Regions from separate parts of the Homo sapiens genome. Here region 1 is linked to region 2. A link is a contact called in ENCODE Hi-C or POLR2A ChIA-PET data. All regions are on one chromosome and are shown on one strand. The core of a region is the stretch at or near the end of the contact, and the rest is flanking DNA. Distances in the headings are between cores, read along the strand shown.

Region 1 (3,175 bases), core at 528-3,027, 60 kb after region 2:
CGAGACCATCCTGGCTAACATGGTGAAACCCCGTCTCTACTGAAAATACAAAAAATTAGCCAGGCATAGTGGCGGGTCGGTAGTCCCAGCTACTCAAGAGGCTGAGGCAGGAGAAAGGCGTGAACCTGGGAGGCGGAGCTTGCAGTGAGCCGAGATCATGCCACTGCACTCCAGCCTGGGGGACAGAGCAAGACTCCATCTCAAAAAAAAAAAAAAAAAGTGACGTGGTGTGGCCTAGGCTGCGGAAAACATGGTCTGCCTCTTCCAAACTCTTCACTTTTTATCAGGAGAAAGGCTCATTAGCACGAGCTTCCTTTAATGGCTAGCACAAAATAGGTGTTTAATAAATGACCTTGTTGATGAAGAGGATTAATGAACCAAATCCGCATTGTTTTGCTTAATTAGGTATATTTATTTAGGCATGTATTATTAGCAAAACATTTTGGAGATCTGAGGAAATGATCTGGACAATTTTAAGACAGAAATCCTGATATTTAGCTAGCAGTTATTTTAGGTGTAAATAATCAATGATGTTAAGTAGATTCAATTAAATAATTGTTCAAATGTATTTTGCTTCCTTAGACAAAGGGTAGACATAAACTATACCACGTGGCATAGTCTTTTTTGTTCAAAAAGGTAGTCAGTCTGTCTTTGAAAGATCAACTTGACCTAAAATTGTAATTCAGTGTATCTTCATATAAAATTATTAAATTTTTATCTGCAGAATTATTTTCAACAGCATTGATTGCAATAGTTTTGCGATTATGCTTTCCTTTAGATCATAAGCCAATGACTTCTTCCGTCTTACTTTATGCATAATAGAATTGTTATAAGAGAATTAAACCTGAGAGTACTTCCATTATTGGAAGAATTTCTCCTGTCAGCTTTTTGTCAACTGCTTATAAAACTGTAGAAGAAAAATTATTCTTCAATATACGGTTTTCATTATGCATTAGATGCCTTTAATATTCCTAAGTGCCATAATTTCACATATGCCGTGTGTCACCTGGTGTATGTAAACATGAAATTACTTGGAGATTATTGCATAGTTATATCAAAATGCTGAGCAGAAAAAAAAATGACATCCAATATTCACCCAGGGTTTAGACAATACATTTTTGTTTGATGTGAAAGCATTCATAATTTCATCACAGAAGAGCATTTTTCAATGGTGCTCCCAGATTGCCTGTAAAAGATAATTCCTCCCTTGTGGACAGGCTTCTATCTCATGCCCTCCGCGTGCCGCTGGTTTATCTGTGCAGAGAGGGACACCCAAAGGGGGACAGTGAGCCCACTGTGTCTTTTAGAACCCAAAGCGAGTTACTGCAAACCTCAGGCAATTGAAGTGAATATTGGCTAGCTCAAAAGGCTGTGAAGATGACCACCGTATCTATCTGAGTAATTTTTTTCTTCTGTCTCAGTCTTGAAATCAGGCATGGTTATTTTTATTTTCGGTGTATGCAGGCTTAACCTATGTGCTTATATTCACAATGAACTCTTGAATCGGATCCTCTGTGTTTTGCTGGGGAGTATTCATTCCCCACTTGACCTGCTTTGTTGCTCAAAACTTTGTAGCTCATCTTTGCCTTCCCGTCTGTTTATTCTTGGTGTGGGGTTGTCAAGGAGAAATGTTGGAAGGGAGAGAAGGGAGCAGGCATCATAGATGGTATTACAGGCGGCTGGTCTCTCCTCTCTCAGCCAACTATGAGAACTATTTGGGATTGAAGGAGATAAGCTACAGCAAGTCGTTACTTGTCCTGAATGCACGACCTTCTTTCTTTGAGCAAGAGGACAAACCTGGGTAGGGATCTCTATGATGTTTTCTGCGTTGCCCGTGGACGTTCATCTTTCTGATTTGTTAGCTGAAGATGAGGATCTGGAGCAGGAGCTCGGAGTGCCATTGTTCCATGGGCAGATGTGCAGCAGAGATTGTGAGTGGGGTCTGTTGGGGCGGTCAGGGGGCCCTCCTGAGCTGGCCTCTCTCGCCTGCGACTTCACAATGCTTGTTCTGAGTTCAGCGTTTTCACTGGAGAGAGCTACAGCTGGGAAGTGCTGTTTTTTTCTAGGTGCTCTCAGCTGCTATTACCTCTTCTATCTCTTCCTCTGGAAAAATATTAGGGGCCTTTTTGTCTTAACAGAAGAAGAAGTAGATTCATTCATTCTTTTTTTTCTTTTTCTTTTTCTTTTTTTTCAGACAGTCTCGCTCTGTTGCCCAGGCTGAAGTGCAGTGGCACGATCTTGGCTCACTGCAACCTCCACCTCCCTCCCGGGTTCAAGCGATTCTCCTGCTTCAGAATCCTGAGTAGCTGGGATTACAGGCTGTGCCATCATGTCTGGCTAATTTTTGTATTCTTAGTAGAGACGGGCTTCACCATGTTGGCCAGGCTGGTCTCCAACTCCTGACCTCAGGTGGCCCACCAGCCTCGGTCTCCCAAAGTGCTGGGATTACAGGCGTGAGCCACCGCACCCGGCCAATATTCATTCATTCTTTCTCACCTCTTCCTCCGCTCTTTAAGGTTGAGCTTGCCTGGCCCAAGGCACAGAGTTCTGGGAAGGATGGAAGAGAGGGGAAGGGAGAGCACCAACATCACGGACCGCCTTTCACATCAGCGGCAGCAGCAGTAAAACCCCCAGAAAACCTGGGGTAGGCGTGGGGGTCTGTTTAGATCAGCCCTGGAGGCAGCCTCCCATGTCCCTCCTGGACATTTGTTCACCTTCACAGAACCCACTTCTTTCCCATCGTCTGTTCGGATATCTGTTTCCTGCACCGGGCAGGTAGCACAGCACACTCAGGGGTTTCTCTGACTCACCTTGGCAGCCCCAGCCCTCAGCACACTGCCTACCACTTAGTATTTAGAGAACCTATGCCCTTTGAAAAAAGTAGGTAAATAGTAAAATATTATTTTTACCATTGGAACAAACACAATTATATGCTTGATGAAATTCAAACAGTACAAATGCAAGAAAAAAAAGGCTTGTTAGGTACAAATATTGGAAGAAAAGAGCTTGGGGCCAGAAGTGACCCCAGACAGATGGGCTGGGAAAGAAGGGCTTTACAGGGACCTCAGTGGCACACAGGGCCTAGACCCAGAGATGGGGCCTTCTTGACAGGACACCTCTGTCCAAGGGCATGGGTTGCGCTCATGTCTCTGTAACATATTTCAAAAAGGATGCA
Region 2 (3,188 bases), core at 454-2,953:
GCACGGAGCAGAGGCTGTATCTCGAGGAAAAACAGTCGGCGTGAAGTTGTGTGAAGGGGGCATAAAAGTGACTCAGAACTCCGTCTGATCGTGGAGGACTGAGAGGGCAAAAGTTCTTGCTTGGCGGGGCGTGGTGGCTGATGCCTGTAATACCAGCACTTTGGGAGGCCAGGGTGGGTGGATCACTTGAGCTCAGAAGTTCCAGATCAGCCCTGGAAAGTTGGTGAGACCCCATCTCTACAAAAATTAGCTGGGCGTGGTGGCATGTGCCTGTAGCCCCAGCTCCTAGGGAGGCTGAGGTGGGAGTATTGCCAGAGCCCAGAAGGTCACGGCTGCAGTAAGCCAAGATGGTGCCGCTGTACTCCAGTCCGGGTGACAGAGTGAGATCCTGTCTCCAAAAAAAAAAGATTAGAAAGTTATTGCTCAAGTGATATTTCCATGAAAGTACAACTTAGTGACAAATTACCCATTATTTGAACGCTACAACTTTCACAGAACAAGTTGGACAATGTGTATAGAAGCAAGTTTCTTAACAAACAAGCTATATTACTTAGGAGTAAGGAAGGGGAATGTGGCATCTCATTTCAGACTCTTAACTTCCTCTTTTGAGTCTGACACATCTTCTATATTTTCTTAAGGCCTCCCAGAAGCAAACAGGCAAGGCTGGAAAAAGGAAGTTAAATAGTGATTTGCTCAATTTGAAAGAAACATAACTTTTTCACATGATACCAAACGTTTCCCAAATGAAACACTCCCTACCCTGCCCCAGCATGCAACTTTCCAACTAAATCTGGCCCAAGTAAGTCGTCTCATCAGCTGGATTAAATATACTTTCTTCATCTTTGGCTGGGTCTTACCAAAATGAGTGATTCAACTTCTTAGGAGAGATTGCTGCAAGGGTTACACCAACAGATAAATATGGGAATTTCTTTCACACTTGCTCGTTTCAGACCAATAGCAGAGCTAGGTAAACAGTGATCTCATCTTCAGTCACACAGTTTTGCTGACATTACAAAGAAAGGTGTCAACACAGATTTAAGGTGGCTGTCAACTTACTGAGTCCATCATTTTGGCTTTTGAGTTTTTCACCATAGAGAGCTAACTGAGAAAAACGAAAAACTTTTTTTTCTACTTTTTTTTTAAACTAGAAAAGCAATGGCTGCTCCTTAAATATATGTAAAGAATAGAAAGAAGAGAGAAAGGTACTAATGTATCCCACCACCTATATGGAAACAGTATTCATATTTCTCCTTGATTCTGAAACATTTATGATCTTTGCAGGGAAATTTTTGGTATGTTTCAGGTAACTGTAGATGAGAGCTCTTTCTTTTCAATCAGTTCTGAGAACTTGATATCTTAAGTGGTTCTTTAAGTCCAAAATATTTCAGTTGAGTTAAACTTTAACCAACCTAGGTGATTAGTGTATATGCTCTAAAACCTTGCGGAACACTTTGTATCAACAAATAACACAAACCCTGAATTCCTGGAGCATGTATTATGTTTATATTCAAACATAACCCTGAAATGTGTTCTTACTCTAAGTATCTCAGACACATTCTTCTTATTTGAAAGCTTCGTGTATTACTCAACAACCTCTAACATATCTCAGCGATGTTAAAGACACATAGAGAAGAAATGACATCATGAAGCTGATTCTGTTCTTTCAGCTTTGTGTTTAGCTAATGCTGAACAGAGCGGTGAGTCATGCAGTCCTGTGACCAGCCAGGCGCTTTTCCAATCAGAGTCTGTTAAGATCTTTGACAACAGTACCTGTAGTTGTTTGAAGAGGAGGTTTCAGTAGTGACCTGTACCCTTGGTAATAACAGGCTTTATAGGTAACAAAATGTGTTCTCTGCCTACTGAATAACAAAACACCAATCATGAGATAACGCTTAGTAAAGCTGACTCATTTCCTCCTTTACAGATGAAAGGAGTTGTCCAAGAAATGACTATCTCAGAGGGAAATTTTCCTTCAGGTCATTACGTGAGTCTCTTTAAAGCATGGCGGACTGTAGCATTAGGTTTTCAGTTATTAGGTATATTAAAAAGTAAATTTTATTATGAAATAATATCATACATTTAAAGCCCGGTCCGGTTTTATCTTGAAATATGTGATAACTCCTGGTTTCAGATGCGATTCAGAAGAAATAGGTTGACTTGTATCATCAGGTGTCCAGAAGATTAAAATTTCTGTTTTATTAAAATGTGGAATTCACGTTTGTTTTCAGCCAAGCAAGGTTTGGTGATTCTGCAGCTGTCACCCTCAGCATCTCTGTAGGACAGCCTCTTGCCCCTCTTCACCCAGGTCTGCAGGAGGGTGGCAGCGTGGCTTGGGAAGGCTGGGTGGCGGGAGCTCAGAGGGGGTGCAGTGTTCCCACCACACAGCGGCGGCTCAACTGCCCAGGCTGTGGGGTTTCCAGCTGTGTCGTGTTGACTTGAACCGACTCAGCAGGCGGTGCCCTCCTGGAGCACCTGAAGCCTCCAGAGAAATATGATGGAAAACCAAGAGGCCTCCACCTCCCTGACTTGCTGCGACCTCCTGGGCTTTGCAGCCAGGCTGCTTTCGTGGATGCAGTCCTCGAAGCTAGTTTGGAAGACATTTATTTTTAAATATACAGGAAGCCAAATACGTTGAGAGAAAAGCCGCCTAATGCATTCCTCTGTTCATCTCCAAAGTCATAGCTGGTTTTCTAGACCCGATTTTCATCAGACTTTCCAAAGACAGAAAGAGTCTCCTCTACATAGGGCTTCCTTCTTTGCCTTCATCTGTAATGCGAGCCTTGCCCTAGGTTGCCTCTCTCTCTCCTTGCTCCGCCTGCTTCGGAATTCTCCTGTCATTTCAACAGTGGTACCAAGCTTTTTGTTGTTAGGAAATCACAAATTCTGAAACACACTCAACTGAGCAGATTTAAAAATAACCTAGGCTTCTCTACTATTTGGGTAAGGCCACTTGCTTGTTTGGGGTTGCTAATGGGAATAAGAGACTATGTGTGATTACCTCTAGAGCCTGCTTGTTTGCTCTGAGGAAAGTTTTATTGAAGAGCCACAGGCTGCGTTCCAGAACACTGGCCAAACACTTTGCACATGTGTGCTGTTGGGTCCTAGCACCGTCCACTCCACTCCTGGGAAAGGAATATGCCCTGGGGACGGAGATCTCCTTGCAGAATGCCTGTGTGGGCTGCATCTAA

The links. A loop is a pair of places that touch in the nucleus more often than their neighbours do. ChIA-PET counts read pairs that join two places held with the same protein, here RNA polymerase II (POLR2A). Pooled maps may share reads with other maps.
Region 1: a loop to region 2 is called in a map of mammary epithelial cell, with 9 times the contacts of the local background. The contact joins the promoter of LINC02660 here to the enhancer-like site in region 2. A Hi-C loop is called at or near these places in 8 of 168 maps with a recorded cell type or tissue (B cell, GM12878, IMR-90 and 5 more), 10 of 37 single-sample maps with no recorded cell type and 15 of 50 pooled maps. POLR2A ChIA-PET finds 5 or more read pairs at or near these places in 10 of 52 experiments (AG04450, BJ, CD4-positive, alpha-beta T cell and 7 more).

Annotation. Positions count from the first base shown.
Region 1 is chr10:3,910,246-3,913,420 of GRCh38, forward strand. It overlaps LINC02660 (long intergenic non-protein coding RNA 2660), which reads left to right and starts at 1,778. Exons shown (of 3, transcript NR_183984.1): 1 at 1,778-1,801.
Region 2 is chr10:3,850,793-3,853,980 of GRCh38, forward strand. No RefSeq gene overlaps it. Among named protein-coding and RNA genes, the nearest start is that of LINC02639, 18 kb to the left of the region's middle. RefSeq lists enhancers at 375-731, 1,440-2,639. Within about 2 kb of position 1,704, at least 37 of the 41 ENCODE cell types and tissues checked have a DNase peak (open chromatin) inside an H3K27ac peak, as active enhancers do; they include B cell, CD4-positive, alpha-beta T cell, GM12878 and 4 more, where a contact is called at or near this core.